Linked DNA regions of Homo sapiens: all the other regions are linked to region 1. A link is an interaction called in ENCODE POLR2A ChIA-PET data of the cell type or tissue named here. Cell type or tissue: B cell. All regions are shown on one strand. Links, peaks and the distances in the headings refer to the core of each region. The heading gives the core; the rest is flanking DNA.

The links. ChIA-PET counts read pairs that join two places held together with the same protein. Peaks named below come from ENCODE experiments on the same cell type or tissue, not always from the same donor. Only the 100,000 strongest peaks of a DNase experiment are listed, where the experiment ranks them.
Region 2: POLR2A ChIA-PET joins it to region 1 with 13 read pairs; 6 of 35 experiments call an interaction of 5 or more read pairs at or near these places.
Region 3: POLR2A ChIA-PET joins it to region 1 with 33 read pairs; 9 of 35 experiments call an interaction of 5 or more read pairs at or near these places.
Region 4: POLR2A ChIA-PET joins it to region 1 with 40 read pairs; 12 of 35 experiments call an interaction of 5 or more read pairs at or near these places.
Region 5: POLR2A ChIA-PET joins it to region 1 with 11 read pairs; 8 of 35 experiments call an interaction of 5 or more read pairs at or near these places.

Annotation. Positions count from the first base shown.
Region 1 is chr2:136,378,652-136,385,127 of GRCh38, forward strand. No RefSeq gene overlaps it. Among named protein-coding and RNA genes, the nearest start is that of CXCR4, 260 kb to the left of the region's middle. In B cell, for the core only: a CTCF peak has its summit at 2,738; DNase peaks (open chromatin) are centred at 3,700 and 4,690; H3K4me3 peaks cover 907 bases; H3K27ac peaks cover 2,171 bases.
Region 2 is chr2:136,252,683-136,259,158 of GRCh38, forward strand. No RefSeq gene overlaps it. Among named protein-coding and RNA genes, the nearest start is that of CXCR4, 140 kb to the left of the region's middle. In B cell, for the core only: a CTCF peak has its summit at 3,549; DNase peaks (open chromatin) are centred at 1,129, 2,219, 3,199 and 3,559; H3K4me3 peaks cover 546 bases; H3K27ac peaks cover 3,051 bases.
Region 3 is chr2:136,236,468-136,242,943 of GRCh38, forward strand. No RefSeq gene overlaps it. Among named protein-coding and RNA genes, the nearest start is that of CXCR4, 120 kb to the left of the region's middle. RefSeq lists enhancers at 1-472, 1-69, 2,702-2,771 and a silencer at 5,692-5,986. In B cell, for the core only: no CTCF peak of the experiment used is centred there; DNase peaks (open chromatin) are centred at 2,544, 3,654 and 4,744; H3K4me3 peaks cover 1,430 bases; H3K27ac peaks cover 5,000 bases.
Region 4 is chr2:136,128,468-136,134,943 of GRCh38, forward strand. No RefSeq gene overlaps it. Among named protein-coding and RNA genes, the nearest start is that of CXCR4, 14 kb to the left of the region's middle. In B cell, for the core only: no CTCF peak of the experiment used is centred there; DNase peaks (open chromatin) are centred at 1,324, 3,864, 5,064 and 5,804; H3K4me3 peaks cover 3,292 bases; H3K27ac peaks cover 5,000 bases.
Region 5 is chr2:136,223,406-136,229,881 of GRCh38, forward strand. No RefSeq gene overlaps it. Among named protein-coding and RNA genes, the nearest start is that of CXCR4, 110 kb to the left of the region's middle. In B cell, for the core only: no CTCF peak of the experiment used is centred there; a DNase peak (open chromatin) is centred at 2,796; H3K27ac peaks cover 3,111 bases.

The sequences.
Region 1 (6,476 bases), core at 727-5,726:
CTGCCTCATTGTCTTGTTGGTACCATATGACCAGTTAGCCTCTTGTTTCCTCATTTGAGTGTGGGAAACGGCTCTGTCTTTAGACACTAAATGGCATGCATGTAATCTTGTTTAGGGTCATTGTTCCCGGGTCTGAGTTTACTAGATGGAGAATTTCTTCAATGCCAGGTTTCCCAGGAGGAAAATGAGCCTATTTTGGTTGCATCAAATGCATCAGTTCACTGCTCTGGGTATCATCTGAAGAGCAAGAGGAGTCTGGGGGCCAGTATTGCATTTCATGTGAATGCTGGCTGAGTACTGCCATCTTGTGGCTGGGCAAACCCTAAAGCCTACCAGGGACCTTGGAGCAACCTTACAAAAAGAAACCAGACATCAAGAACCCATGTTCTCTACCTGCATGGAAGAAAAAAATTGACCATGAATCCCTAACAACAGTGCCATCCCTCCTTTCCTAGCTCTTGAATAAGTAACTGCTCTCTTATTAAGACAGAGTCCTGTCTGTTTCTTTAAAGAGAATACATCCATTCTTCTTCTGGTTTTAGTAATTTTTGGACCAGCCTTTAGATAATCTTTTGAGCCAAGTTTTGAGAAGTTTGGAGAGGGAAGGCCTTAAAAATATGTATAGTATCCAAGGCCAGAAAAAGAGGCAGAAATTGGAGACAGGTGACTCCTGCCTCTGGGGCAGTGGCTTTCTAAGTGAGGTGTGCCAGCAGCATCAGCATCACCTGGAAACTTGTTAAAATGCACATTCTTGGCTCCCAGCTAGACCTGCTGAGTCAGAAACTCTGGAGGTGAAGCCCAGAAATATGTGTTTTAAGATGATTCGGATGCACATTCAAGTTAGAGAACCCCTGTCTTGGGGAATAGAAGCCAACCCCAGGCAAATGTGAAGCGAAGACATCCAAGGTCCATTCTGTGCTCCATTATACTCATTGCTGTTCTGTTCCCTTTTCCTGTGTTAGGAACTCAGTAAGCCATACATATTTATTGTGTGAATACTATTGGTAAGCCACTGTATGGCATGACATGGGGGTTGGTCTGAGTAAGGGACTGGGAATTTGCGTTTCTAACAGTTTCTCAGGTGATGCTGCTGCTGCTGCTCCAGGGACTGTGTTTTGGGAACCCAGTGTTAGAGATAAGAGCAGCAGGCCCAGAAGCCCATGTGGTTTTCAGATGGAGAGTGCAGTTCAGGCTTTTTGGGGAATCCATGTGGCTACGAGCCTGCTTCTCAACACTCCCTGCCTCTCAACCCTGCCTGCCTCCTACCAAGGGCACAGGGAGACATGTTTATTTGAAGTGAACTCTAGTCCATTATAAAGAGATTAAAATAACATGCTGTGATTTTACCACCCAAAGGTTAGGCAATTCAAAAGCCAGAGCAAGCATGTGATGATTAAAAAGCATGGCAGAAAATTGTCAATAGCTTTGGAGATTTCATCCATACATTAAAAGACCTGTTTCGTGTTCTATTGGATCAATATGGCTCCAACGCTAGCACATTCACCTCTTGTTTAATTTGCCATTTAAAAATTTTGGTTAGTCCAATGACTCTAAACAATTCCAATGCAAAGAATAAATAAGCAGAACAGCAAATCAAACTGGATTTGTGGGCACAATTATATAGTAAGAACTCCAGAGCTGGAAGTAGAACTCTAATCACAGATTAGAATACAAATGTTTGCTTGTACATCGTACGCAGGCTCTACTATCTGCTGAATATAAATGGCTCCCTGATCGAACCTCTAGCCTGCATCGGGTGGGAAGGTAAGAGCTGGGTTTTGCTTTGCAAAATCTTAAGTCTCACCAAGAGAATCAGGGAGGCAGCCAATTGTAGTGGCAAATACGCAAAGCTTTGGAGTCAGGAAGTTATTTATTCTCTGGCTCTCGTTTTTATTATGTATTTAGTTTTTTGAGACAGGGTCTCGCTTTGTCACCCAGGCTAGAGTGAGTGGTGCGATCACAGCTCACTGCAGCCTTGACTTTCCGGGCTCCAGTAATCCTCCCACCTCAGCCTCCCAAGTTGCTGGGACAAAGATGCACACCACCACGCCTGGCTAATTTTCATATTTTTTTGGTAAAAATGAGGTTTTGCCATGTTTCCCAGGCTGGTCTCGAACTCCTGGCCTCAAGTGATCCACCTGCCTCGGCCCCCCAAAGTGCTGGGATTACAGGCGTGAGCCACTGTGCCCAGCCTGGATCTCATTTTTTAAAACCTGTAAATCTGGGACAATGCAACCTACTGCATGGAGTGGTTTTAGGGGTCAAGTAAAAATGGCCGGCAAGGCACAGAGTAGATGCTTGATATATAGCAGCTTTTCTTTCTTTCTTTCTTTTTTGAGATGGAGTTTCGTTCTTGTTGCCCAGATTGGAGTGCAATGGCATGATCTTGGCTCACCACAACCTCTGCTTCTCAGGTTCAAGCGATTCTCCTGCCTCAGCCTCCTGAATAGCTGGGATTACAGGCATGCGCCACCATGCCTAGCTAATTTTTGCATTTTTAGTAGAGACAGGGTTTCTCCATGTTGGTCAGGCTGGTCTCAAACTCCCGACATCAAGTAATCCCCTCCCACCTTGGCCTCCCAAAGTGCTGGGATTACAGGTTTGAGCTATCATGTCTGGCCCCCTATAGCAGCTATTCTTAAGTCTCCAGCTTCAGAGGGCTGGGGCCAGGAGAGGTTAAGAGGTGAACATCCATATTTACAGCCTTCATGTTTGGGGCCTTCTTCTCCCTCCTAAGGTTTTTCTGTGTTAAAATGCAAGTACATGTGCCCCTGGTGGAGAAACTCCCCGGGCTATAAAATTTTTACTACAGAATTGACAGAAATGGTCCCTGTAGATTTGGCTGAAATAAGATGTGCTTGAATTGTAAAGGGATGCCCCATATTTGGGGTAGGTGCTGTGCTAGTCACAGTCAATGTGCTTGTCAGGTGCATCCCCCTAGAAAACCAGCTGAGTTTGGTGTGAAGATAATTGGGAGGAGGAGAGTTTGGGTTCAGGGAGGAAAGGCCTGGTGGGGGCCTGCAGTGGATGGGAGAGCAAGAAAGAAGGGGCGTGGAGAAAAGTAGGGAGGCAGGTGTGGGGGTGCTAGAGGTTGTTACTTCCTGAAGTTGGGTCCCTCTGGGTGGAATGCCTTTCAGTGACCAGGGGCCACCTGTCCCACCATGTGACTCCATTGCTCAAGGAGCGTCCAGTGGAATAAGTGAGAATCTGAAGCAGAGAAAAATCATCCAGCAGCCATGTGATGAGTATGTAGGGGAGAGTTGAGGCTATGTGGTCAGCTTCGGTCCCGAGTTAGAATCAGATCTGTGACTTCAAGCAGAGTGACCCTGAGCTGGTTATCCAACTAATTCGTGACTTAGGCCTTCTGATAAACTGGGCTTCATAATATACTCATCTCACAGGGCTGGTGTGAGGATCGGCAGGGGTCATGTGAGGAAGCACTTAGCAGAGTCTAGCAAGCACTTAAATAGCAACTAGCGTCATGACAAAGCTTTATGCTCTGGATGCCCTTGACGGGGCTTTTAGCTGTGTGACCTTCAAGAAGTCACCTGCTCTTTCTGAGACTCAGTTGCTTCAGCCCTTTAAAAACAGAAACAAACACAGCCGACCACAGGGTGTGTATGGATCTGAATGAGTACAGACAAAGTCACTCATTGCAGGACTGAGTAGGAGGCAGGGTGCTGGGATTGGTGGGTTTAGGGAGGTCTGGGAGGGCCCTGAAGCTCAAGAGAAGTTTGTTTGGAAAGAAAAGCATCTTCCGTTTTGACTGAGAGGAAATGGGGAGGGGATGTGGTGCAGCGTCAAAGGCAGGGTCTGCTGACGAAACTTGGTGGTGGTGTTTCTCAAACAGAAATAGGACATTCTCACTCTCCGTGACACTCAAACTCCAAAGTTTCGGCCTGGGTGGTGGTTGCACCTGTCACTGACGACCTCACTTGACTTTGAGTTAAGCTGCCCAGGCAGCCAGAGCAACTGTGCCCTGGAAGGCGGCCCTGCCATCAGACAGACATGTTTTTCATATATTCCTGATTTTCATGTAGTAGTTCACTGGACATTTACTGCACACCTACTATATGCTAGGTGCAAGGGATTCAGCAGTGAATAAAACAGTTGCAGGTCTTGCTCTCAAAGACCTTTCAGTCCTGCAGGAGACAGAGGCAATAGAGAAAGAACAGCTTACTTGCATGTATAATTAAGATTTTTGCTGTGACGTTAAAGTTCAGAATGCTGTGAGACTGTACAATGGGGCAAAACCTAATTTAGATTGGGAGACCAGCAAGATAAATGAAACAGGAATGGAGTTCAGATGAGAGATGAAATAACACTGGACTGAAGTGGAGACAGGCTTTCTTTTTTCCTCAAACACCTCCCTTCACATCCAGGCATAGACCACTGGAAAAGTAGTTGCCCTGCTTCCTGATATTACTGTCCTCTAAATACACACACTTTGTGTACCCCCTCCATTCATTTCCACCCCGTCAGTCATTCTTGCCTGTATAAATTTCAACTTTAGCCACAGCCCTGGCCTCACTTCTTATAAAGCCTGCTTCACTCTTCAGTTCTCCAAGTTCTCTCTTCCTTTAGGCCTTTTTTTTTTTTTTTCAGGGTGGTCTGGACTGCTCTTTCAACCTGATTCTATTTGCCCATGTGGCATGTTTTGTTAATCCCATGGCCATACGTATGCTGGCATGTCTATAGTCCATCTGTGCAAATAGATGATACGTAGCATTTCCTCAACCAGAATACTGAGGAGCCTATGCAAATGAGCCATAATAGATCTTATCCTTCAGCCTGCTCACTTGAATGAGTTAAAACTGAGATACAGAGTAGTTAAAGGGGCCCACCAGTCACTGGACGAGAGTCTCAGACTATGATCATGTCTTGTTATTTTATCTTTATATCTCTTCAGGGCATTTGTTCCAGAGTCAGAATGCAATAGATGTTTTCTCTTTGATTGTTTATTCCTCGAGTTGGCCCATACATGTACTATCCCCTGTTCTTCCATTACTCATTTCAAGCAGTAGCTGTAGCATCTGTATTATTTAGCTCCTCTGTATGACTTGATTATCTTATCTGTCAAATGGGTATAGTAATTCAAATCAACAAACATTTATTCAATACTTACTATATCTCAAGGACTTTGCAAAGCTTTGGCGGGGGGCGGGGGTGGGTGCTGCAATAAGCCTGTTAAGATAGATCTGTACTCTTGCCTTAAGGAAACACACAGTGGTAGAACTTGGTAAAGGAATAACTACACTATAGCAAAAATGTCTATAATAAAGGAATATGCAACATATGGGAACACAGAACAGAGTAACTATTGCCTGGGGTAAGTGGAAAAGCTCATTAACACCTTCTCTACTTACCTTGAGTTTGCATTATGAGATTCTAATGAGATCATGCAGTGAAAGTGTGATGAAAAATGGAAAGGATTGTGCATGAAAACTACTAACCAAATGGATGGCAGTGTGATATGGGAGACTTTGGAGAGAGGTGAAAGAAGAAAGTGGTGGCTGCGACAAGAGGTTTGGACAGCATCTGTTCTGATGAACCAGTAAGTCTTACACACAGATAAAATTCAGAGGCATGGCTATAGACCATCTGAGCTACAGCCACCCCAGCTTTAAATTAAGATTTTGGCCACAGGAATGACCCAACCTCTTCATTCCATTAACATAGGTGAAAGCTCTGTGACCTGGAGTATTTGTCACCATTATCCTCCCATTGGAAGAAGATGATTGGGAAGACTGGAATTAGATGAGCGGAGGGAATGCTGGTGGGAGTGGGCCTTTGGAATGGGAAGCCCATAGCTATGACCATCTTGTCAGAACTAGGAGCCCTGATGGGCTAGTGAGAGAGTCACTTCTCTCTCCTTGTCCCTGCATCTGTAATCATGGAGATCTGAATGATGTGTTGTTTTGAAATAAGTGGTTTGCAAACATGAGCAGCTGTCATAATAATGAAAGCACAACATTCAGAAAATTACTCTTTGGTTAGGATTGACAATAGTTTGGGTCAAAGGACATTGCCCAAAGCAAAATAATTATGTATGGTGCAAGTCTGACATCATGCTAGGAGGCATTCTTTAAAAACCAAAAACAAAAAACCCATTTGTGTACCGTCCTTGACTCTTGGTTCTGCCCAAGCTCTAGAGCGACATCCAACCTAGCCCTGAGAATAGGAGAGAAAAGTGACAACAGGGCACTCTCTGCTGGTGAGGCAGACCCACTACAGCTCATTGCCAGAGTCTCTGCCTCTGAGCCAAACCTATAAATCTCAGGAACATCTACAAGAACTGTTTTCATGTCCCAAGATGTAGAGGGATATCTTCTGCTTGCTGAGAAAACATTCTGAGGATCTTGCTGGGCTCTGTAGCAATAAAACAGGCAAGTACCATGTAGTCTTTCATAAATGGCTCATTATTGGAGTGAAAATGAAGCAAGAATAGCCCCAGTGTAAATCACTGTGACAAACGA
Region 2 (6,476 bases), core at 1,018-6,017, 130 kb before region 1:
AGATACACATATATACACACATGTATATGTATATGTGTACACACAACATATGTACACACATGAAAGAGTGCTGATTACATAGCCCACAAGCTGTGGTTTATGGAATGTGGTAATGGAATTGAATAATAGACTTCGTAGCAGTTAATAGAAACGTACTAGACCCAATTTCTATCAACATGTATAAACTTTAAAACAATGCTGAATGAAAAAGTTGGCTGTAAAAGGACAGGTATGTGTTACATATACGTATATACATATATAGATGCAATTCAAATTAAAATGTAAACAATATAATTTTTATTAATACATTTATATTTATTAAAAAATAAAAACACACATGGGAATGATACAAGCCAACTTCAGGTTAATAGTAACCTTTGGAGAAGGAGGGAAAGGATGAAGAAATAGAGCTTTAGTTGTATCTGGATACTTTTCTTTGAAGGTGGGGGTGGATAGAAAGAAAGAGAGAGAGAGATCAATCTAAGAGAGAGAGAGAGAGAGGGAGATCAATCTAAGGCCAATATGGCAAAACATGTTTCATTCTGGTGATGGGCTTCTACAGATCTAGTATATTATTTTCTCTACATGTCAGTATGATTGAAATGTTTCATATTTACAAGTTTGAAACAGTAAGAAAATGATTTCTTACTCCTATTTCTGTCTTGGGGAATTGATGCTAACTTGAAGATTCATAGACATGTACTTTCTGGTGGGGACAGGATCTTTGAGAACAACTGGTCAAACTTCATCTGGTTTCAGAATCTCTTCTATGGCCCTGTGTAAACACCTGCCCTGATGTGGATCTCTAACTACTGAGACTGCCCCCAGATGGGACTCTTGGGAAGTTATTGTTTACTTGAGTTGAAATCAGCCTCCTGCTGGCTTCAGGCCATTGGTCCCAGTTCTGTTCTGCCATACTTCAGATTCTCACCATCTTGGAGCTGCTGGGAACCAGGGGCCCTGGGGTCATCCTTGCAAGGGAACTAGGGAAGAAAGAGGAAGCTGAGGGGCTGGAGCCAACCGTAAGGCGTTCCTCTTTGGGAAGGCTGGCTTGTGATGGGACTTGCCAGGACCAGCATGCTGAGAGGAGGAAGCCAGCTCTCAGGTCAAGATTCCGTTGATGTGGAACAAACTATAACCCTGCGCCGTTGCTTTCCCAGGCCTCACTTCCCCAAACAGGGGCACGTGAACAGCTGCAGTGGCCTGGTGGCAGCATGCTGGGATCCTTCAGGCCAGGCCAGCAAAAGGGTAAAATCTGGGCCAGTGGGTACCCTCATAGGGACTCTCCAGGCTGCCTTCCTCTTCCAGGTCTTCTGTGAAATTAGCTGGAAAAGGAGATCACATGCCTGATTCCCCTTTATCCCAGCAAGCCTGGAAAACAAAGTCCAGCCCCAGTCAAAAGCTTCCTCTGATTCTCTTGTGTCTTGTTAAAATGCAGCCAAACTCAAGGCCTCACTAACAGGTAGGAAAAAAAAAATTATAGGAATAAATAAGAACACATTACTCCATATTGCAAATAAAACAATGACTCCCTTGATTTCCAGGACAGTCATCTCTGTACTTTTGGTGAACTGGGTTTTTTTCTTCCAAGCTACTCTTCTTGTAGGAGAAAATGGGAAAAGATTTGACATGCCCTCCACCTCCCTCCCCCCACTCCAAAATCACCTACCAGGTAAGGTCTGGAGTTAGTTCAATTTTAGGCTAATCTCTCTGTCTCTTTCTTTTTTTTCTTTGAGACAGGGTCTCGCTCTGTCACACAGGCTAGAACATAGTGGCATGACCATAGCTCCATGTAACCTTGAACTCCTGGACTCAAGTCGTCCTCCCACTTCAGCCTGCTGAGTAGCTGGGACTACAGGCATGCACCACCATGCTCAGCTAATTTTTACATTTTTTAGTAGAGACAGGGTGTCATCACGTTGCTCAGGCTGGTCTCAAACTCCTGACCTCAAGAGATCCTCCTGCCTTGGCTTCCCAAAGTGCTGAGATTACAGACATGAGCTGCTGTGCCTGGCCTCTTTTATCTGAAATATTTTGGAAAGAGAAGACTCGAGATCTCTGGGACAGGGGAAGAACCTGCAGCTACAGGTTCTTTCTCAGTGTGATCTTAATGAGGTAGGGAGATGGAGTGATGTTGCGGTGACTGTAAGCTTGAATGCTTGATGGTCCTTGTCTTGCCTGTTCTCTGGTTATAGGTTCAGTTTTGTAGATCACTGGTTCTCAAACTTTACTGCATACAAGGTCCCCTGGGAGCTTTATACAATGGGGGAAAGTCCCAAGTACACCTTAAACTAATTGAGCCAGAATCTTCAGGAGTGTATCCTTGGCACCTGCACTTTTTAAAACTCCCCAGGTGATTCGAAACAAGCCAAGTTTGAGAACCAGTGCTATGCCTTGAAACATCAGGGAGGTGTTCTTAGGGCCTTGTGAAAAAGCAAACACCAAAGGTTTCATTATGTTAATATAACTTAAGAACTTAAAAAACTCAAGGGCTTGCTATTGGCCAAACACTGTGCCAAATGTTTTCTGTGGATTATCTAATGAAAACAACAAGTTGAGGTAGGTTATTTATTTCATAGAAGAGGAAACTGACCTTCAAATAAGTTAAGGAACTTGCTCAAGGTGATGCAGCAGAAATGTGATTTGACAGGGCCCTCACTTCAGAGGCTGCATCTGACATTGATGATATTTACTACGGTGGAAAATTACTTTTTCTGTTTGACACACACGTGCACACACACACACGTGTACACACACACAACTTAGGAATGTTTGTAATAATGTATTTCTAAAAAAGATCTTGCCCACCCATTTTTTTTTCAGTAGATTACCAGAAATGTGAATTATCAGGGCACTACAATTCTTGAGTTTGCTAATTATTAGCTTTTCACTGAGTATCATATTGAAGCAAGTGCAGCATCAGCATCTCCTGTTTGGATACAAAGGGTCAGTGATGAGAGCACTCACTAATTTTAAGAGACTTGGAAAGTTGATGAAATTTCTGATTTTTAAAGACAGTGTAATGATGTAATGGAAAGGATGGATGAGATCAGGTTTTCTTAGTTCTTCCACTTATGAGCTAGATAATTTTGAGCAAGTCACTTCCCCTTTCTGGGCTTCAGTTTCCTCATCTGAAAAATAAGGAAACCGAATCAAGGGTTTGTTAAAAGGCCTTTCACTCTAGATATGATCCAAAAGATAAATATTATCATGGCAGCCTTAGTATATCTGACTCTGAAGTCTCAGCACCTGTTGTCATTGACCCGTTTATTCGTGCCTGAGTAGCATATTTATAGGACTGACTTCCTCAAGCTTATGGTTAGTGATGTAACAGGGAACCAGTCTCCATTACACGATGGGCAAATCACTCAAGTAGCAACAGACGGTCCAGGAATGATTGGAAAAGGCACACTTTATTTTGTGATGAAAAATTTGTAGGTGGATTTTTAATTTCATATGGATGAAAGTGGAAATTCACAAAGTATATCCAAAGAAAGTCAACCTCGTGGCAGATTTCTGGATCCAGACTGGCAGTGTGGGGCCTGTCACTGCCACAGCGTGGAGAGGCTTGCAGCCAGGTGGAGCTCGTGGGTGAGGCCAGCTGTCTGTCAGAGGCTGGCTTTCACCCTCACGCATCTCAAGACCTGACTCAGGAGCTCTGCCTTGAGGTAAACATGGTCCTAGCTGATTGACAATCCTGCTAACTTACAGTGAGGGATCTTCCTTCTTTTGGAAAGGAAGGTTTACAACTGCTGTCAGGGAAGAAGCCTCTGCCCCAGTGCAGGGACGGTGGATTGGAAGTGAAAAGGTGGCCAGGTGAGCACAGGGTCAGGACAAAGGCCAGAGAACAACCCTGGAGTTCCTCAGACTGTGTTGTGGATATTGACTGCCCAGTGACTTTTCCCACTGAGCACCCCAGTTCCCTTTTAGGGATCTTTCTCTCTCCCATCATGTTCAGGCTTTGGGAGATTGGTTGGTGCAATATGTACCCTCCTCTGTTAAAGGTTGAAGGCTCCTCCTAACAGAGCCTTCCTCTGAGAAGTAGGCATGTGACCTCAGCTTAACCCATCATACTCTCTCCCAGAACTTTGTGTCTTGAATGCTGGAAGTATGGTTGGAGTTTATTTATGCTGGGGAGAGCACCCAGGTGAAGCTGAGCAATAGCTTCTGTGACAAAGACCTTCAGGTTTTCATCTATTCTGAACCTGGTTTCCAGTCCCTGTATTGATCCTCTGTGGTTTTCCATACTACTCCATCCAACAGAGCATCCCCCTACCCGCTATTCCCAACTGTTTTCTTGAAATAGTCCAGAGTCAGTTGCTGAGTTTGCAGCCATAAACCTTGGCAGATGCAGGTCTCGGTTAGACCCTCACAGAGGGTACGCTCCCCTACTGCTGTGGCTTCTGTCCACCCAGTTGTCTCTCTTTCCCCTGGAAGTCATGGGTAAACACAGCCAACCTCTGATCCTGCGTTTTCACTTTTTCTGTGTGCTCACTCTCTGTTTCTACAGAACTTCTCCAGGCCGTATACAAAACAGCTGATTTGTTCTCCATTGGTTAAATCCAATTTCATTTCAATCCTGTCACCTTGAAACGAATCTGAGTTGTTCCCAAATTCTTTGGGCACACACTCACAGAAACTCTTTTAGGCTATGGTTTTCTTTCATTTAGTATAATAGCTAACTTCAGCCATTGTGCATGAGTTTTGCCAACCTAAATCTTCAAGAGCAACTAACTGCATTTCCAAGTTCTTGGAAGTCACCTCACTTCTATTCCTCATGTACCACTTAGATGTTTAAATCAATCTTGAAACGATTAATAGCCCTTTGGAAATTCTGTCTTCTATGATTCCCAACTGTGGGTAGCCTCCTTTCCTCAAGCTTGTGTTTTAACTCTTTATTATACTCTATCACCAGAATGACAAGGTGCTCTAGGGGATGCGAAAACATAAGAGGCAGGTTTCTTGCCTTTAAGAGTTGTAAATCTATTGGAGAGTTGAGATTTGTTCACATAAAATAATTATAGAAAACCTATGTCTTTGCCTTTGAGAAGCTCAATGGCTTATGACAATGGTTTTCAAACTGTTTCAAAGTCCTAGTTGTGTGACACCCACAAGGGGATATCTAGGAGGTGGGGAGGTGAGGAGGGAACCCACCTGCTGTTCTTCTGCAGAATTTCCTTGAAACACAGCTCCAGGACTAATAAGGGTTTGAGAACCACAGGATCCAATCTTTTGCTGGTGTACAAGCTCTTTCCTGACCTCCCCTCTGACTACAGATCCAGACCCATGTCCTGCTGCCTGAAGCTCCAGGGGCCTCCTGGCTGTACTGGGGCCTCCATGCTCCCCTGCCCTTCTACATGCAGCTGTCTCTGCTTTGTGTGCATCACATACCAACCATACCAAACCATGACTATAAACTCCTCGAAGGCACATATTGATTGAATTAAGGGCTGAATTTTGCAGTGCCATCTGTAAGAGTTATCAGAACTTAGAGATGAGGAAGATAATTACTGACTGGGGTGGTCTGGAAAGACTTCCTAAAAAAAGTCAGACTGTATTAGGCCTTTGGGAAATGTGGCATTCAGATTCATAGAAAGGAAGAAGGAAAATGTCTCAGGCATGGAAAGCATTGCTGAGCAAAGGCTCAGAGCAGGGTTTATGAGTATCCCATAGAGCAGTAAAGAGAACCAGGAAATAATTGGCAAGGGAGTTTTTAAAATATACCCTTGCCTTGACCCGCTGCAGACCTAATTAAAGAATCTCTGGAACGAGCTTGGGCCTCAGCATTTTTAGAGCTTCCCTGATGAGTCTAACGTGCAGCGAAGGCTGAGGACAGTCTTCAGACTGTCAAGGTGTATTTGGAGGGGTTTAAGGAAAGGCTGGCTTTGGGGAATGGAGGCTCCTGATGAAACTTCTTGCATTTTTGAAGGTTTCTGACTTGAACCAATGCATATTGGGGTGCTTTCACCGTACAGTGCTTTTCATGTTTGCAAACTAGATTTTATGACAGGTTAATCTGGTTCAGATTCAAGTTGTGGGAAGGGGTGGGAAGCTTGGAAAGTGAGCAAGAAGGATGGCACAGAGGTCCATGAGACAAGCCTGCTCTCAGAGAGTATGGCAGAAAAGGGAAGGTAAATCCAAGGGATACTGAACAGGAAGAATTAATAGAGTTTGGTAGGATGAAAAATGAGGAGATGTTTTCTAATTAGGTACAGCAGCAATGACAGAAATTTCTCTTTACACAAACAGTCCCAAAGTCATGCAGGTGAAGAAGTTGAGAATGGTACTCAACCTCTACATTGCCTTCTCTCCTGGATATTAAGAGCTCATTCCTTCTTTTGATCTTCCTATCTCCTAAACTATCATTGCATTTGATTTCCTTTATTCCTTCCTGGGGAAGCTTTCTGAATGGGGATTCTACACTGATGTCCTTACTGCCTCACTGCCCACATTCTCTCTAACCTACATCTCTGTCA
Region 3 (6,476 bases), core at 471-5,470, 140 kb before region 1:
ATGGTCCAGGCAGATGGGGGCCTGAATGAGCAGAGGGAAGGCATCAAACACATCTCAGGGCACAGCCTTGACAACATCAGATGCCTCCTAGGTTCTTCTCATACATAATAATGAAACTTTTCCACAGCCCTGCAAAGCACTGGTTGCTGTTTCACATGGGACAAATGCCTGTGTTGACCCTCAATTCCAGCCCACGGAGCTGACCTCCTGTGTCTTCTTCACTACCCCTCTATAGGGCTTTTTACTCCCATTTGAGAAAAGAATGATGCCTCCATTTAGAAGGAAACATACTGCACCCCAGGCTGGGCCTTTTGTATTTGGCTCAAGAGCTGTGCAGTGTTTGTTTTTTCCCTGCCACACATCCATTTCCCCTTCCTTTAGAAGCAGCATTCTAGTTTTCCTTGGGGTCAGCATCCCTTCCTCAGCCTTAGCCAATGTGTGGGCCAGATAGAGCTGACCCCACCCTCTGGAGTACTGGCATATGTGTGTGACCTAGGTCCGGCCAGTTGGCATCATAGTGCTTGTTTCAGAGATGGACACATATAAGTCAAGCTGGACCGATGGGTATTAGCTCTGGGGTTTTTTATGTAACTATTGACAAAGAGGTGCTTGCTTTCCTCTGGGGCTGCTAACTTGGTAGGGTATAAAGTTGGAGCTGCTGGTAGATTATCTACATGAATAAATAAGAAGAGCTTGCCCAGAGAATAAAGTAAAACCAAGAGGCAGAGGGAGAGAGACATGTTCCTGAAGACAGTGTTTGAGCACCTGGGTACCTGAATGTGGATCGTTTAAAAAATTACACAAGCCAAATTAATAAGCTTTTTTGTCTGAACCATTTTGAGCTGGTGTTTTTGTCACTTACAGCCTAAATAATTTTGGATAATAAAAAGTTCATCAAAAAGGTGTACAATTAAATTTAGGAACTTTGAGGTTGCAGTGCTGTGATCCCACCACTGCACTCCAGCCTGGGTGACAGAGCAAGACACAGTCTCAAAAAAATTTTTTTAAAGGAACTTGTATTTTCCTGAGGACTGTGCCTTCACATATTGTCTGTGGTACTAGCAGTCTACCACCTACCCAGGGACCACAGAAATCTTGGGTGGCAGAAACGGGCAGTACTTTTACATCTCCGATACCTGTGGCTTTTGGCCACCTCGATTTTAGAGAAGAGAGTCATAGGTAATGTTTAGTTGAAGAACTTTCCTCAACCAATATTTTCCAGATAACTTATATTTTTCTTACTTGTTTTCTGTAATATTGAAAAAGTGTCCAGGCAAATACTGACCCTCTGGGCTATATAGAAAAGGTATAGAAATCATTCACTGGAATGTAAAGTTGAGTGTATTCTGAGCTTTAATGGATCTGAAACATTTCAGGAGAATATCACGAAGTTCTGGAATCATCATTTCAGCATAGGACCTTAGAGTCCTGTTCTGGTTGAACCTCTTTATCCCAGAGGAGAAAAGATTCAGAGAGACAAAGAAGTTTCGCTTAAGGCTCATGGTGAATATAGTTGCAGACAATCAGTACAAATGAAGAGGAGAGAGGGTCCTGCTGAATACCTCATAAAGACCAGAAACTAGACCCTTTGCTTACTGTATTATAACTCTTTGAACAGATTCCCAGCTGAAACCATCAGAAGAGATGATTGGACTCACTGCTGAAACATCCAGCAGTGTGGCCTAGCTTCAGGTAAAGATGGATCCAGGAGTTTGGAATCAAATCCTAAAGACAAAGTCTCTTTTTTTTCTCTGTGTTAATTGTGCTGCTTTCCTTTGTGTTGGTTTTAATTCCCCAGCAGGTTCTGTCCACATGGTAGCTTCTGGCAGCTGTTAAGATTTTGTGCTACCAGATTAGTAATTCCAGTTGATGAACAGCTTATATTTCCCAATAGTTCCAGCAGAATCTCAGGAGTCATGTTTGTGGGCTCCAAAAGGGTAACTCCTGAATCAGTCAGTATGACCAGGGGTTTGCTGTCAGCATCATGGGCCAACTCAAATCAGCTGAGTGGAGACTGAGAGTAGGGGAGGGGTGGGCAAGGTGAACATGCTGTTACCTGGAGGAGGAATCATTGCCAGAAACACTAGAGGGCCACTACTCTTACGATGGGCAAGGAGGAGGTGGGGTGGGGGAGGGCCAGAGATTTTCTTTCAGGAGCTAAATCCCAGGGCTTAGTAATGGTATTTGGCCTTAAGCCTGCAAATGGCACTTTCATCCAGCAATATAAGCCCTGAAGTTTTTCTCAGCTGCAGAGAAGAGGTTTCCAGGAGGGTGTCAGTTTGGCCCTTGCTGGTGGCCTGGCCTCTGCTAAACATCTCGGCCGTGCTCCTCCATTTTCTGGCCGTGATAAGGCACCCCGCCAAGCATATCTCAGACAAATATCTGTATTGTTTGTGGTGTGATTGTGACTTCCTGTCTTCCAATTTAGTTTTCTGCCTTACTTTTCACTGTCTGGGTCATTTGATACTACATCTGGCACTTCCTGTTTTTTAAGACTCTGACTCTAGTCATCTGACTGTAGAAAACAGAGGTCAACTTCTTCATAAGTGATGCCAGCTTTAGTCACTTGTTTTGGTATACTAGTTGAGATTTGCGTAAGGAAAATTGTCAGGTGTCTGCTGGTTTTCTTAGCCTCAGACACTTCCCTATTTATAAGTTTTTGTTTTTCAGACATTGGGACTTTCTCCCCCTTGTGTGGATGTGGTGGGAGTGGGTGATCTCTGCCCTGTCCCTACAAATAATTCAACGGTGGTTCTCTCTCTCTTAAGGAGAACTACCAGTCCCGTAGATGCAGCTCTAGAATGAGGGTGCTTTGGGCATAACAGGCTCAGCCATCCTTCTGGTGTCTCGCCCTGTCTCCTTTCCCATCCTTGGGTTCACTTCTCTCCCTTTTTCTCTTCACTTCAAAAGTGGTTAGCTCCAGTTAAATACCTGGAGTTGGGACAGCAGAAAAGCTGCTAAATGCAGATTTGCTTTTTCTCACTAAAGAAAGAGGAACATTTTAGTCACTAATTTTCACTTCATTTAACCTTTCTTTCCACAGAATGGCCTGACTTTTGCTGGAAGGGGACAAAGCCCTAAGACATTTATATCCATGAGTAGAACATTTATGATATCACTTACACAGCTTCCTGGCCTGAGCTTTTCCAGACTTAGCTTATATTTTAGTCAAAGTAGAGGGATGGATTTAAGGAATTGTCTAAGATAAGTGAGAAGAGAGGACATTTGTCCTACCTAAAGGCAATGGCAGCTTGTGGGTGTGGCGGGGGGAATCTATAAAAAACATCGAAACAGGCTGGGCATGGTAGCTCACGCCTGTAATCTGAGCACTTTGGGAGGCCAAGGTGGGCGGATCACCTGAGGTCAGGATTTTAAGACCAGCTTGGCCAACATGGTGAAACCCCATCTCTACTATACAAAAATTGGCCAGGCATGGTGGTGGGTGCCTGTAATCCCAGCTACTCGGGAGGCTGAGACAGGAGAATGGCGTGAACCCCGGAGGCAGAGGTTGCAGTGAGCTGAGATCGCTCCACTGCACTCCAGCCTGGGCGACAGAGCGAGACTCTGTCTCAAAAAAAAAAAAAAAGAAACAAACACTTGAGGCTTGACATTCTGCTCCTTCTCCATGTGAGGTCTTCACTGAGCAAAAGCAATGGTTAGCTGTGGCAGCTGTGAAGAATCAGAGCATGGCTGTGGGTATGTTCCACCAGCATCTCCAAGGCTGTAGCTGGACTTCACAAAGGCTCAGTTTCCAGATGAGCTGCCTCTGACTGCCCTACTTCCCAGGGGCATGGGAGGTGAAGGCCAAATCTCCTCTCCTCTTCTCTCCTACTTTCACCTCAAGCAGTGGGACCACTGGAGCTGTGGAAATGTCTAGGCCTCCAGTGTTTCTGCCAATAGGGTCACAAGAGCAAGGAAAATCTCTTGTCTCTGAATTCTCCCTTCACTTGTCTTACCTGGGTGATGATGGAGGGGCATGTTGGAAGTCTGTCTGGCTAATTGTGTAAGAGTGTGTGTGTGTGTGCACGTGCACACACATACATGTGAGACACACATGCTCAGCAACATCCCAGCTCAGGCCTTCATATTCCTCAGTTAGAACTACAGAATTAAGTGCTTACCTTACCCATTGAAAGAGAGGCAATACTGCTCAGTGTCATGACTTAAAACAAGGGAAAAACCAACCAAATCCCAAACCAAACAAAAACTCCCTTGTTTTGTTGTAATGCTTTAAATGACCTCATTTCTTCTCCAAAGCCACCTCATGAGGTTGGAAGGACAGGCATCATGGATGGATGGGAGGTTTTAGATGGGGAGAGGGAAGGAACCCACCTGTCAGTGGGCTTCCACATCCAGCGTCAGTTTAGAAGGCCTGCATTTCATTTTTAGTTGACAAAAGAAACCAAACTGGCCAGGCGCGGTGGCTCACACCTGTAATCCCAGCACTTTGGGAGGCTGAGGTGGGTGGATCATGAGGTCAGGAGATTGAGACCATCCTGGCTAACACGGTAAAACCCTGTCTCTACTAAAAATACAAAAAAAAAAAAAATTAGTCAGGCTTGGTGGCGGGCACCTGTAGTCCCAGCTACTCAGGAGGCTGAGGCAGGAGAATCGTGTGAACCTGGGATGTGGAGCTTGCAGTGAGCTGAGATCATGCTACTGCACTCCACTCCAGCCTGGGCGACAGAGCAAGACTCCATCTCAAAAAAGAAACCAAACCAGCCAACCAGCAAACAACAACAAATGGCCTTTCACCCATACAGACAAAAGAAATCTGACGTGCCTGGAGTTTATGGAGAAGCCATCCAAAGCAGATGGGGCCATCACAAAGTTATCAATGCCACCAGAAAGGGATGGACACCTGCGGTGAAATGAGATTTCTAGAGTCCCTCTAATTGCTGCTTCCATGTAGGAAGGTGTCTTCCTACACCCTGTCCCTGAAGCTCTAACAGAGGTCAATCAGGGCAGCAGGAGTTTCTTGGTGGCCTGTAGAAAGGACAGCGGCTCACCCTGGGGTTGGACTCTGTCTCTGTTCCCTTTCTTTTTCTTCCTTCTCACCTCCACCAAGTCTGATACCAGTCCCAGTGAGGATATCATCTGGGAAATACCTCATGTGTCCCAGGAGTCTTACCTTTTGCATGTTCTGCTCTGTGATCTCTGGTGGGAATCTGCAGTACAGCAGGACTGGACTGGAACAAGGCAACAAGGACTAGGAGCCTTCCGTCCAAATCTTGGCTTAGCCATTTTCACTTACCGAATGCCCTTAGGGAGGCACTTAATCTTTTCAAGTCCCTCTTGGTATATCTATAAAATAATAAACCAAGGTGTTTTGTGTGGTGTTCTAACAGTGCTTGGTACAGTGCCTTGCACCCAGTAAGTCCTCAATACAAGGAAGAGATTAGTAGTATCCTCTGGATACAGACCAATTTTTCTAATCCTGAATGAAATTCCAATAAGCTGCTACTTTTGATTATCATGATAATCAGAGATACTATGATTTTTGAACATCCTCTCTTTCAAAAATATATTTGCTTATGGCTTAGTATTACAGTGAAGCCTCCGGCATGCGACAGACCTGGGTTCATGTTCTGGCTTCACCATTTATCTCCTTCTCTTCTCTGTTTCCTTATCTGAAAGCTGGGGCTAAGGACAGACAGTTCCTTCAGGTTGTGTTATACATATGAGAAGTGTATGAAAAGGGCTCAGTGAGTGGTTGTTGTTGTTCCATTTTATTGAGTACGTATTGTGTGCTCATGTTCTCACACCTGATTTCTTGTGTTGTCAACACAATAATCTTGAGAGGTAGGAATTATTATCATTCTTATTTTATGGGATAGGAAACTGCGGCTCTGGGAGGTCAAGTCTGAGGTCACATAGCTAGGAAGTGGTTGAAACTGCACTGAAATCTCAGTGTGGGAATCCTTCCACATCACTCTCCAACTGAACCCTATACATTTTTACCCCAGCCCTAGGGTTCCTACCTTCTCTTTAGCTTTCGGCATTTCCACGATTCACTCTCCTCTGGGTGTGCCACCCTGTCCTCAGCCAGGATGCCCAGAGGCTTCCTGTCCTGGCCTCTGCCATCTCTGTCTCTCTCCATGCTTGTCTCCCCCACCAGACTTCGGCATCCTTGAGGCCTGTGGCTAGGCCAGTCCCTACTTACCCAGCGCTGGTGGCCAGCCTGGCCCACAGCAGACCTCTCCCCAGTGTGTGTAAAATTAGAAACTGACAATGCAAGGTAGTGCCTGGGAGTTTCAGGGTGCAGGGCCATCCCACACTGTCTGTCCACCTCCATCTCTGGGTGACCTGGCACAGATGGGCTGTGGGACGTTCTGAGATGTTCCGAGATGGCTGTGGACTGTGAACTCCACTTTCCTCTGAGTCATCAGCACTCCACATACACTGAGCTCATCTGACTCTACTGGCAAGATGGCCCAGGCCTGCTGGCTTCGGGACCCACATCCTGCCCCCATCCT
Region 4 (6,476 bases), core at 981-5,980, 250 kb before region 1:
GATGAAGTTGAGCATCTACCCATTCTGGTTTCATAAAGCACAGGAACCAATTTTCAGCCTAAAGACCCCAGCTCTGCTGTGAAAGGTGGGGGAGATAAGGTGACTGAGTCTGCCACTGAAGAAAACCAAGGCTAGTGTTGAGTGTTCTCATGATGCCAGGAAGTTTCCTCAGTTCTTCTCCCTTGCAAATCTGGTACTCATACTCTCACATGGCCCGGGATCTATCCCATAGCATTTTATTTTTTTCCGTGTATCTTCATGACCTGCTTTCTTCTACAGTGGCTTCTCTTCCTACTCCCTCTTGCCCCTTTTGATTTCCTTCTCTTTTATTTCTGAGGTCTCTTCATTCTCCCCCTTCCTTCCATCCTCCTATCTTTCCTCCTCTTCCTCCCTTCCTTCTTTCCACAAACTATTTTGAGTGCCTACAATGTGCAGAGCTCTGCTAGGTGCTGGGAGAGACACTAGATGAATAGCATACAGTCCTTAGCCTCAAGACACCTAAGTCCAGTATGGGAGATAAAATAGGGACATAAAAAACTGTGATAAAAGCCAGAGCAGGATGGGCAGTGCAAGTGAAGTACAAACAAGGCCCAGCAGGGAAAGAGGAGGCCTTTCACATAGGAAAGGCATGTGAAGAATGGGTAGGTATTGATTGGAAGGTATTCAGCAGGAAGGAGGAAAGCCTGACTCAAGTGAGAAGGCATGAATGAAACGTTGGAGCTGCAAACAGGGATCAGCTAGTTTGACTGGAATATAGGCTGGAGTTCTGTCTGCAGGGGTACATTAGGCCAGAGCATAGATGGTTTTATAGACAAGGCTAAGAGGTCTGGACTTTATTCTATCAAGTAACAGCAAAACTATGAAGATTTGGGGTTGGAGAATAATATGCTCAGAGCTTGGCTTTAGAATAATTAATCTATAAATGTAGTGTCAAATGAATTGGAACGAGAAAGCTAAGGTGGACAGACCAGACAGAAATCTATCTGGATAGCTCAGGTGGAAGGTTGTAAAGGTCTGGGCTAGCCACACATGGTGGCAATTGCAAGGCTGCTAATGGGTGGAAGAGATCTTGGAGAACCAGCATCTGGTGACTTATTGATGTGGGGCTGAGAAAGAAGGGAGAGATGAAGGGAGACTGGAATTTCAGCTAAGATGTGAAGAATGGAGGTCAAGGGGAGAGACTATTTCGGAGGGGAGGGGATGCTGTTTAGAGAAAGTCTGAAGGCTTACCCTTGTATTTTTCAAAGTTTGTATGTTGGTTTCTCAGTCACCACCTGCATCTGACTTGTGGGCTTTTGTGTAGCACAATGATATCCTGTTACTTATGTCATCGAAGTGACTTCATCTCCTGTCACATCTCAAACAACAACGATCGGAGGTGGCAAAACTTGGCAGACAAAAAAAAATGCAGGCTTTGAGATCCTTTCCTTACATTTCTAAGGTTACTACCTGGGTAAGGCCAAATCTGGATTTTAGGGGGAAGGACATTTGTTAGATCAAAGAAATCAGTATGTGGGTATCAGTTAGTGCTGGGGACTTTTTTCTATGGGAAGAAAGGCAGAAGGAAAGAAGCAAGTGTCACAAGAAGCTTAAATACGAGTTCAAATCAACATCTGTGATGTAATAATAGTTCCAATACAATCATGTGTAACTTTTATGGTTAAAGATGAATTACACAGAAAATAAGGAGTTGATAGTGTCCCCCATCAGACCAATAGTATCAGAATGAGCAGGGTTGGGGCTCAGTAGTTCAGATGAGAAACAAGTTGTTCCAACCCAATGTGCCCTGGGAAAGTTTTGCAGGAGAGATGGACTCTGAAGCTGAGCTTTACGGCAGTCCACATTACCACTACAGCACCCACTTCCTGGTTGGGCACATTGTTGGAATGTCATACCAAGGCACCCGAAGTTTAAATAATTTCAGGACTCCTTAACTGCAAATATAATTTTTAGCAGAACATTGAAAATAACTTGCTCTAGACTTATGCCTTTATCTGTAAATTTTATCACAGTCGTTCTTAAGGAAAATAGGCACCCTTTGCTTCCAGACCTTTGGTCCCTTATAACTGTTGCTTTGCCAAGTGTCCTGGTCTACTTTTGAGTGTCCAACTTTGGTTCTTAGAGTGCAGTTCCAAGCTGGCCCTAAATATAACTTGTTATTATATGTAGGTTCTCAGAGTGTGGCTCCATTCTTCACATCTTAGCTGAAATTCCAGGCTTCCTTCACCTCCTCCTTCTTTCTCACATCAGTGAGTCATCATATGCTGGTTCTCCAAGATCTCTTCTATCCATTAGCAGCCTTGCAATTCCCACCACTGTGTGGCTAGCCCAGACTTTTAAAACTTTCCACCTGAGCTATCCAAATAGATTTCCGCCTGGTCTTTACACCTCAGCTTTCTCCTTCTCATCCATTTGTTTGTTTTCAGACCCATTTTCTCTTTCCTTCTTGGCCTCAGATTATGTTTCTGGCCCTTCGGTTACTTACCAGTGGCTCATCTCAAACATGCTCTTCCACAGTTGGGTTTTTGGGTGATTTACTGGAAAGGGGAATGTGGGGGGTAAGGTGAGCTCATCACTGACCTTTGACTCTGTCAGGTGGTGCAGGCTGGTTCTCAATCTGTGAGCAGTGGACCCCAAGGGAAGTTATTGTGAAGGGTCTAAATACCCCCAAGTGCCAAATCTTCCTGTAGATTGAATATATAATGTGCTACAATTTTTGAAATGCATGTGGATGCTATTGTGATTCATAAAATATGGAATTGGTTTGGAAGTGTCTTGAATTCATAGGAGTTTTGTGTGTGTGTGTGTGTGTGTGTGTGTGTGTGTGTGTGTGTGTGTGTTTAAGAATGTTGTTTGGGCCGGGCACGGTGGCTCATGCTTGTAATCCCAGCACTCTGGGGGGCTGAGGTGGGTGGATCACCTGAGGTCAGGAGTTTGAGACCAGCCTGGCCAACATGGTGAAACGCCATCTCTACTAAAAATACAAAAAATAGCTGGGTGTGGTGGCAGGCGCCTGTAATCCCAGTTACCCAGTAGGCCGAGGCACGAGATTCGCTTGAACCTGGGACACGGAGGTTGCAGTGAATCAAGATTGCACTACTGCATTCCAGCCTGGGTGAGAGAGTAAGACCCTGTCTCAAAAAAAAAAAAAAGAAAAAAAAAAGCCAAAAACGAATGTTGTTCGTCAACAGACATTACCACACTACCAGCACGATTGGCTTTCATCTGGTGGTTCATGAAACTTTGTGGTTGTTAAAAGTGATCTTCATGTTCCGCAGAGGAAAGGCAGCCCTAAAGGGAATACAGTTTTTGTCTGGTGCCCAGAGCCTATCTACCCCTACTTGGGCTGCCAGAGAGTGGAGCTTGGGACACGACCAGTGTGGAATAGGATGGAAAAAATATTTCTCTGTACACTGATCACCACACTGCTTGCAGCAGGGAGCTATCAACCGAGAACCAACTACATAAGGGGGTTGTTATTTGTGGAGGAGCTTTCAGGTCCTCTAAACCTACCTCCCACTCTCGGCAGGAATCCCTTATAGAACCTCCCTGTGGGATGAACGTTAGCTTGGCCCTGATCCCTGCATTAACAGGTAGCGCTGTTTACTATAAAGTAAATTCAGATTCCAGGACCTCCACCTTGGTTGTTTCTGATTTGGCAGGGTTGGGGCGGGGCTTTGAGCATTCGCCTTTTCAAATAATGCTCGAGGTGATTCTGATGTCAGCCAGAGTTGAGAGAGAAGATTGTTATGAAAGGACACAAATACCTCATCACGGTGCTTTTTGTTTGTGAAGTGCTCACTAAGGCGTGAACAGCGTCATGGTGGGGCTCCTGCAGGCTTTATATTTATACCCCGTTTCTTATTTCTCACACCCACTCTGGTAGATAGATCCCTATTTCAAAAATGAGTGAATTAGGGTTCAGGGAAGTGAAACCTGTGTGCCGGCTGGGGACTGACAGTTGGAACCCCAATGTACAAATGAAACCAGGGAACAGTGGGTGTGACGAGCACTTGAGGAGCGACAGAGAGTTATGACCTCGAACCCACAAGTGAGACTGCAAACACAAGTAGGTGGGAGCCCAGCGGCAGGAGACTGACACTGCTGGAATCAGGGAGGGGGCAGTGCTGTTTAAGAGCTTCTGACACACTCAGTTCCTCCCTTCATCCTAAGAGACCTGGGCTCACTAGCAGAGGGGCTTTGGCAAGTTACTTGATGGATTAGGGCCTCAGTTTCTTCATCTGTGAAGTGGAGATAATAATAGTGCCTGCCTCCTGCTGCAAGTCTAGTCATCAGTATCATCAACATTGGTGGTACACCTGCTGGGTACCAGTCCTGGGGTGGGCGTGCTCCTCTCTAGAAGATAAAAGCCCATATAGAGACTATGGTGGAAGGAGCAGGACAAGAGAATCAGAAGCTCACCTCATTCTTAATGTGAAGAGACATTAAGATCAGGAAAGCCAGATGCTTGATGTTCTCTCTCATACCCATAGCAGATGGGTGCCTCACTGGGTTCCCCCAGAAGCTGATGGTGAGCAGGGGGGTGGCAGCCACTTTTATTTTCTCTTTTCTTTTCTTGTCTTCTTTTCTTTTCTTGGATCTTACTCTGTCACCCAGGCTAGAGTGCAGTAGTGTGAGTATGGCTTATTGCAGCCTTTAACTCCTGGGCTCAAGCAACCCTCCTGTCTCATCCTCCTAAGTAGGTGGGACTACAGGTGTGTGCCACCATGCCCAGCTAATTTTTGTTGTAGAGATGGGGTCTCACTCTATTGCCCAGGCTGGTCTTGAACTCCTGGCCTCAAGCAATCCTCCTGCCTCAGTCTCCCAAAGTGCTGTGATTGCAGGTGTGAGCCACTGCACTCAGCCAGCAGCCACCCATTTCTTACAGCTGCTCCAGTGTGAGGGGGTAACAAAAGGCTGCTTTCAAGGCAGCAGCCCAGCCCCCATGTTTCCTGCCTGGTCCCTGAGGAGTGCACAAGTGATCAGGAGAGATTCTTCTTTTGGTCACAGGGATCTTAATGATCACTGGGACTTGGGCTGTTTAAGATGTCACTTAGAAGTTCAAATCTACTTCCAGATGGCTTCCAAGCGAGGGATGGCCTCTACAGTGAGGCCAATCATGTGGTATATTCTTACCTAAGTGGGCCTTGCTGCCCTGCACAATGGCATCTCGGCCCATGGGCCAGCCTCGTAAGGTCTTTAAACCTATGACCACCAGGTGATCTTCTCTGGGGAGCAGCAGAACTTCCATGAGTCTGTCCAGGGATCTTATTTAGAGATGAGTCATACTTTTCTACGCTGTCAGCTCTAGGTTGAAGTAGAATGTACCAGCAACAGACTAGGATGACCTCGCAGCTAGCTGTCCATAGGAATACACCTCTTCTTTCTTCCAACCTCTCAGTTTCCTGGCGTTTCCTCTAAGTTAATGTCTTGCTAGAATGGTTTGAGTTGACATTAACTGTCTGCTATGTTTTATGCAGCACATGGCCACCTACCAAGTGGCACTTTCCATTTTGGGTATGGGGAGCAGGGTATATTTTATACCTCCAATCCCATTGTTCTTTATGAATCTTTGTTCCTTCACCCCTCACTTCCCAAATCGATCACTTTGCTTCTTGATTATGATATCCCTGTGGGTGAACCCGTAGATAGCAGAAACTGAGCTGTCTCTGCTGTTGATAATTTTAGCTCTTCTTGGAACTCCTTTCTTTTTGCAAATGCCAACCAGGTGTCCCCAAGTAAGAGATGATACTTGTTTGTTTGGTAAAGGCACCCAGATAAGAAGAGTCAGAATGAACAGCTCCAAAAGAGAAGTGGTTTCCTCGGTCACCGACTCACCACATTAAACATTCACCCTGGCTCACTGTCTGAAATGAGTCAGTGGTCCTTTCAGAATTCCCTTTACAACAGTGTTTCAAAGAAATCTGTGACTGAGGTTGCAAATCATTTTTTCTTCACTGCAGCTGACTATTTTGCATTTTCCCAAGGTGAAACTCAGCCTGTCTTTTCAGGTGTTGAGAAAGAGAGTCAAAACTTCAAAGTTGAGGGGGTGGGGGTGCGGGGTGGGGGACCCAGCTACCAAAGGGAAGCCCGAAAGCACTCTTTTCAAGGATAGGAAAACACTCACCAACGTCAGATTCTAACACTGAGCTGAGTGGTTTGCTATGTGCAGCTTTCTAGTGGCTTGGATTTTTCTTTCCTAATTTTTTTTTAAACCATCATCCTCTGGTTGCCATCATCCTCTTAGCATTCCTGACCTCCCAGAGTTTGGCCTCACTTGATTTACCGAATATTACCTTCCGGCTCCTTTTTATCAAAGGCCATTGCTATATCCATGGTGGTCTCCTCCCTGACCTCACTTCACACAGATTGCAGCAGTGATTTTTCTTTCCTTTCTTTTCTTTTTTGAGACAGTGTGTTGCTCTGTTGTCTAGGCTGGAATGCAGAGGCATAATCATGGCTCACTGCAGCCTCTG
Region 5 (6,476 bases), core at 613-5,612, 160 kb before region 1:
AAAAATAATGTGAAGGCCTATAGGCCACATCAATAGATGCACCAACATTTGCAATGCAAACATAATTCTAGTGAAAATAATCACACTACAATATTCATTTAAGCAATGCTTACTAGGATCCACCTTTATTTAGCAAGGCGCCGTGCTTAGCAGAAGAAAGCAAGCTGTTGAAAATATTCACTGGCCGGGTGCGGTGGCTAACGCCTGTAATCCCAGCACTTTGAGAGGCCAAGGCGGGCAGATCACCTGAAGTCAGGAGTTTGAGACCAGCCTGGCCAACATGGTGAATCCCCGTCTCTACTAAAATACAAAAATTAGCTGGGTGTGGTGGCACACACCTGTAGTCCCAGGTACTCGGGAGGCTGAGGCAGGAGAATCACTTGAACCCAGGAGGTAGAGGTTGCAGTGAGCCGAGATAGTGCCACTGCACTCCAGTCTGGGTGACAGAGCGAGACTCTGTCTCAAAAAAAAAAAAGAAAACGTTCACTGTTAGCTTCTGTGTTATTGCTCCATGGAGAGACCTGCAAATACTCTCAGGCTTCCTTCTTCCTTCCAGAGGACTGAGGCTCCCTTTCGATTTATATCCAACCTCTACACTTGAACTGCCTCCTTGTGTTGGAGGATCAATTTAGAATACTCTTCAAGTGTTTTCTTTTCCCAGCATGTTTTTCAGTTCTCTTGCTTGACTCCATGACAGCCATTCGTCAGCCATTTCCAATTTTACTTTGCTTTCACACCGTAGTAGAAATGCCACACTTCTAGTTATTTTTACAAGTATCACCTTAATACTCAAAATGCCCTCTAAAGTTTATTGAGGCCCTCAGGTTCAGAAATATGAGCTCGAGTTTTTGTTGGGCTTGACCTATTGACCCACGAGAGCATCTGGTGTGGTTCCTACAGCTGCCCTCCGCTTGTGGAGCCTTTTACCCACAGGAGCTGCCTTTGATGGACTTTTCTGGGAGGAGGGTTATTCCCGAATGGATTTCTCTCTGAAGACCCCACCAGGTCTGGCAGAGAAAACAATGATAAGGAGAAGGCAAACAGGGAGCTGAAGGATTGCTTCACAAGAACAGCAAGAACAACTACAATGAGGAAAATCGCTTTGAAGTGAAGCGAACCCCTGAACTTTCTCAGTTATTCTAACAATCAGAGGGAAGGGTGGAGGACCACAGCGGCAGAAGAGACGGCAGTGCATTTGGGCAGCACTGAATGTGGGCCTTTGCTAGTTGCACAGTGAGTGCCAGGTGTCCTGCAGCTCAGAATCCTCTCCTCCATCCTCTGAGTTCTATTCAAATGTCCACTAAAGCACTTATTGGCTGATCCCATTAGGCTGAGTTAATTTACTTCCCCTGGCTAGAGGGATCCTCAAAGATAAGGACCTCCTCCTATTTGTCCCTGAATCCCCAGGGCCTGGCCTAATGTGGGACCCAATAAACATCGGTAAATGCTGCTGTGGCATCCTGCACCCACTACCATCTCAGTACTCTCATGCCGTGTTGTGAATTCTCTTTACTTCTCTGCCCCCCCACCATGCTCTGTGAGAACTCAGGCAGCTGGGGTCCATTTCTTTCTTTCTTTCTTTTTTTTTTTTTTGAGATGGAGTCTCGCCTGTTGCCCAGGCTGGAGTGCAGTGACTTAATCTCAGCTCACTGCAACCTCCACCTTCCGGGTTCAAGTGATTCTTCTGCCTCAGCCTCCCGAGTAGCTGGGACTACAGGTGTGTGCCACCATTCCTGGCTAATTTTTGTATTTTTAGTAGCGATGGGGTTTCACCACATTGGCCAGGCTGGTCTCGAAGTCCTGACCTTGTGATCCGCCCGCCTTGGCTTCCCAAAATGCTGGGATTATAGACGTGAGCCATTGCGCCTGGCCTGGGGTCCATTTCTTAACACCTTTGCATTCCCAGAACCTTGAGGAGTGCCCAGGGCATGGGAGGCTGTCATCTGTGTGTGCAAAGTATACAGGAAGCCTCAGCTGAATAAGACAGTCATCCAGGCTCTTTCTCCCACCTTGCTGACATCTGAAGGGAGTCACCATTCCTTTGGCCTGTAAAGTCACCTTTACTGCTACGAAACCGCCTATAAAAAGTTGGAACCAGGCAGCTATTTTAGATGCCTCTGGTGAGGTGAACTGAAGAAATAGTTAAACGTTAGAAGGCCTGAGTTCTAGTTCTCCACTAGTTAACTATGTGATCTTGGGTACAGGAGTTACTCATAGAATGTGGTGACAATAATACCCATGATATCTACTTCATTGAATTTTTATTTTTTATATTTTTAGTGGCTTTTAAAGAAATAGAAAAGTAATGCATGTTTATGGTAAGAAGTCATACATTGTATATCATGGGTTTTCTTATTATAATGTTTTGCTGGGGCCATGTCCTCTGCTCCTTAGATTTCCTATTAGATATAAAAGTGAGACTGCAGACCTGACTGATTCTTTGTGGAGGAAACTTTGGATCTTGTGCCTGCTCTCTATCCAGCTCCCTGCTATTCAAACTGCTTCTTGAAGTCTTGACTTCCTCAGCTGTAGTTTAAAGAAAGTTCTTTCCCTTCCAGACTAGCTGTAGGGGAGCACAGCTTTTGCATAGAATTCAAGGTGGGGGCTTCAGAGAGATGGCAAGGGAGGGCAGCTCTGTGCCCCCTCAGCACTCCCTGGCAGGAGGCCTGTGATGTGACATCCCAGGGACCCTGGGTGTGCGTTTGTTTGGTCTTGGTTTCTAGGCTTCAGTGAGGGTTATTATCTTATTGTTTCCTGTTCCCTTGGCCTCACGTCAATTCTGTCTGATGCCTACACCTTCGAGGTCTCTGTTTTGACACGCGGTTTGTGGCTGGGAACCCCACAGTGTCCCGAAAACATTTGCTTGACCTGTTGGGGACATCCTTCCCCTTTTTAGTGAAACAATGCCTTCCAGAGCACAAGGGCTTGAGGGCTTTGGACCTTTCCAGCAGTGTCAAATTTAGATTCCAAATGTCAATCTTGCCGTGGCTTCATCCTTGACTTCTCTTTCTTGAGAATCTATGCTCTTTGGCTAACAGCTAAGGGCCAGTTAGCTGCCTGCTTTCACAGTTGTTGTCTGTGGAAATTTGATATCAGCTGTGAAGTGTGTGCCTGGTAATGAACACAGTACAGCTCTGCAAGCACTGTAGCTCATGGTGAAGTACTGCAGGCAGATTGGACAGGGATTCAGGAGAATCCTGAATTTAACTTGGAGAGGGGTCTGTTTAGGATGTTAATCTGCATTTCCTGTCCTGGAAGACAAAGCACAGAAGGTTTGGAATATAGCCTGTGTTTGGCTTTGAATGCCAAACAGGTGCTGACACTGAGCCTTTTCCACAGCTGCCCTGGGATGACACCTAAAAAATTGGTCATTAAAAGGAATCCCTGAGATGATGCTTCCCATCTTCTGGGGGGTCCTAGCTCCTCTTTGGGAAATAGGTGAAAGCTGTGTTCCCAGGAACATGCATCAACATGCTTACTGTTTTGCACTAGGGTCTTATTTTCATCTCAGGGAGACCCACTGGACCAAAGTCTCTAGCATCGTCGTAGCTTGCACACAAAATGGATCACACTGGTCATTTCCCCACCTTTGACACAGTGTCCACTCTCCTGTGGGCTGTGTTTGTGTACTTTGAGCAGTCTTGGTTACATCTTAAAGCCAAATGCTCATCAGATGCAGGAAGCACCCAGTCACTCTGCAATGAGGAAAACTTAATATAGCTGTAAACATTTTATATGGGTCTTTACTACTGTTATTTAACTAAGTCTCACATTACTGTGCACCTGGGGAGCTGTACTGTGCAGCTGGGTGACAGATGGATGGGTCAGGAACAGGAAGGGACCATTAGGAGTTCAGTGTGTTTGGAAGCATCCTAGCTTCGAAATCAGACAGACTCGGGCTTGACTCTTGGCTCTGTCCTGTAAATCATCTGACCTCTTGGAAACCTTACCTCATCTGCAGAATGGGATCAACACAATATGAACGTCAGCAAGATGAAGATTCATTAAACAATGTGTGCAAAAACCTTCCTAGAGTGTCCCATCAGTGTTTATGTAGGAGTGCCCCACTTGTGCAGGGCCTGTGGCTGGTCAGACATGGACTGCCCTGGCTCTGGTGTCAGCCCTGGTGCCAGTGCTTCATGCAGCTCATGTGCAGGTTTTTTCTTCCTTACTTGGGTTTCCTAATTTCATGCTCAAGGTTTGGCCATCCTGAGAAATTCTGATCTCCTTATATGGAGAGGATTTTGTGGCTCTGCTTGGGGCATGGGGGTTGCTATATAGCAGATGTGGGTGTGCAGACATCCCCCCAACCTTTTTTTTCCTGGAGGTTGCTGTGGCCAGGCCTCTCCTGTTCAGGGGAGGCAGCTGGCTGCACAGAAAGGTTTGGTATGGCAAGAGCTGGTGAAACCACCAGATCCATGTAGGGATTAGGCCCTAGACTTGCTATTTTCATGTGTTCCTCAAATGAGCTCAGGGCATAAAGGCACAATTTAGGAAACCTCATTTCTAAATACTTCCATCTGTGCTGTATATTGAGATGCAAAGGTTAAAGGAAACTCTAAGGGAAAATTAAATTCATGAAACAGATAAATCAAGTGTTTTGATTTTCTACCTACCTACCTACTTACCTACCTACCTACCTACTATAGATAGTAATAGAGGCTCTCCATATCCAGAAGGATGTTTGTTTATATACATCCATTATTATGGAGAGAAAAAACACTCTTCATCTCCCCAATCTGTCCATTTGTCCATCCATCCATCCTTCCATTTATCCATCCATCCATCCCTCCATCCACTCATCCGTCACACCTACTATATTCAAGGTACTGCGAGGACTAAAAGATTTTAAGTATCATGGTTGTCTTTTGTGTGGACCCAGGTTAGGGTAGTGCTTGAGTCCTTAGATTTTGGAGTCCAACAGACAACCTTGGGTTCATAGTTCTGCTCTTCATTCACTGAGGAAACTTCCGTAGATTATTTACTGGTTGAAACTACAGTTTCCTCATGAAAAAAAGGAGGAGGCGTGAGGAGCAAATGAAATAATACATATGAAGCAATTTGCCTCAGTTTGGGTGTGTATTAAATCCTCATAAAAGTAACTGGCACAATGTGAGACTATAATGAAGGCTCACTAAATAGAATATAATTGCATAATTGGTCTAGTGGCAAAGACAAAGCACCTCTGAAATGTTTCCATACTATTTCACTTGTAAACATTTAAAGTACTTGCAAGTTTCAGGCATACACTGTGTGCATGCATATGTGCATTCATGCTTTGTGAGCATATGTGTATGTGTGTGTGTGCATGTGTAAATCAAGGAATATGTACTCAATGGGGAAGACTTGCCCTACATGCTTTTGGTGACAAATTCTCAATTTAGATTTCCAAGTGGCAATTTTAGAAGGTATTGTCTTCCTTCCCAACACCAGTTTTATAATATATAAGTCCACTGGGGATGTATATTTCAGTTGTGTTCTTCATGTATTCTTTGTTATTAGTAGTTCCTTTTGTTGTCTTGGTTGATACCATTTTTTGGTAAAGAATCTTGTCTTTTCATTGGTGTAGGTAAGGACTTCGTGACCAAAAACTCAAAAGCAAATGCAACAAAAACAAAGATAAATAGATGGGACTTAATTAAACTAAAAAGCTTCTGCACAGCAAAAGAAATAATCAGCAGAGTAAACAGGCAACCATGGAGTGGGATAAATCTTCACAACCTAGACATCTGACAAAAGACTAATATCCAGAATCTACAAGGAACTCAAACAAATCAGCAAGAAGAAAACCAAACAATCCCATCAAAAAGTGGGCTAATGACATGAATAGACAATTCTCAAAAGAAGATACACAAATGTCCAACAAACATGAAAAAATGCTCATCATTACTAATGATCAGGGAAATGCAAATCAAAACCAAAATTCCGTACCACCTTACTCCTGCAAGAATGGCCATAATCAAAAAAGCAAAAAAATAATAGATGTTGGTATAGATGTGGTGAAAAGAGAACACTTTTACACTGCTGATCAGAATGTAAACTAGCACAACCACTATGCAAACAGTGTGGAGATTCCTTAAAGAACTAAAAGGAGAACTACCATTTGATCCAGCAATCCCACTATTGGGTGCCTATCCAGAGAAAAAGAAGTCATCATATGAAAAAGATACTTGCACATACATGTTTATAGCAGCACAATTTACAATTGCAAAAATATGAAACCAGCCAAATGCCCATCAATCAACGAGTGGTTAAAGAAATTGTGGTATATATATACCATGGAGTACTACTCAGCCATAAAAAGGAATGAAATAATGGCATTTGCAACAACCCACACAGAATTGGAGACCATTATTCTAAGTGAAGTAACTCAGGAATGGAAAACCAAACATCTTATGTTCTCACTCATAAATGGGAGCTATGAGGATGCAAAGGCATAAGAATGATACAATGGACTTTGGGGACTCAGGGAAATG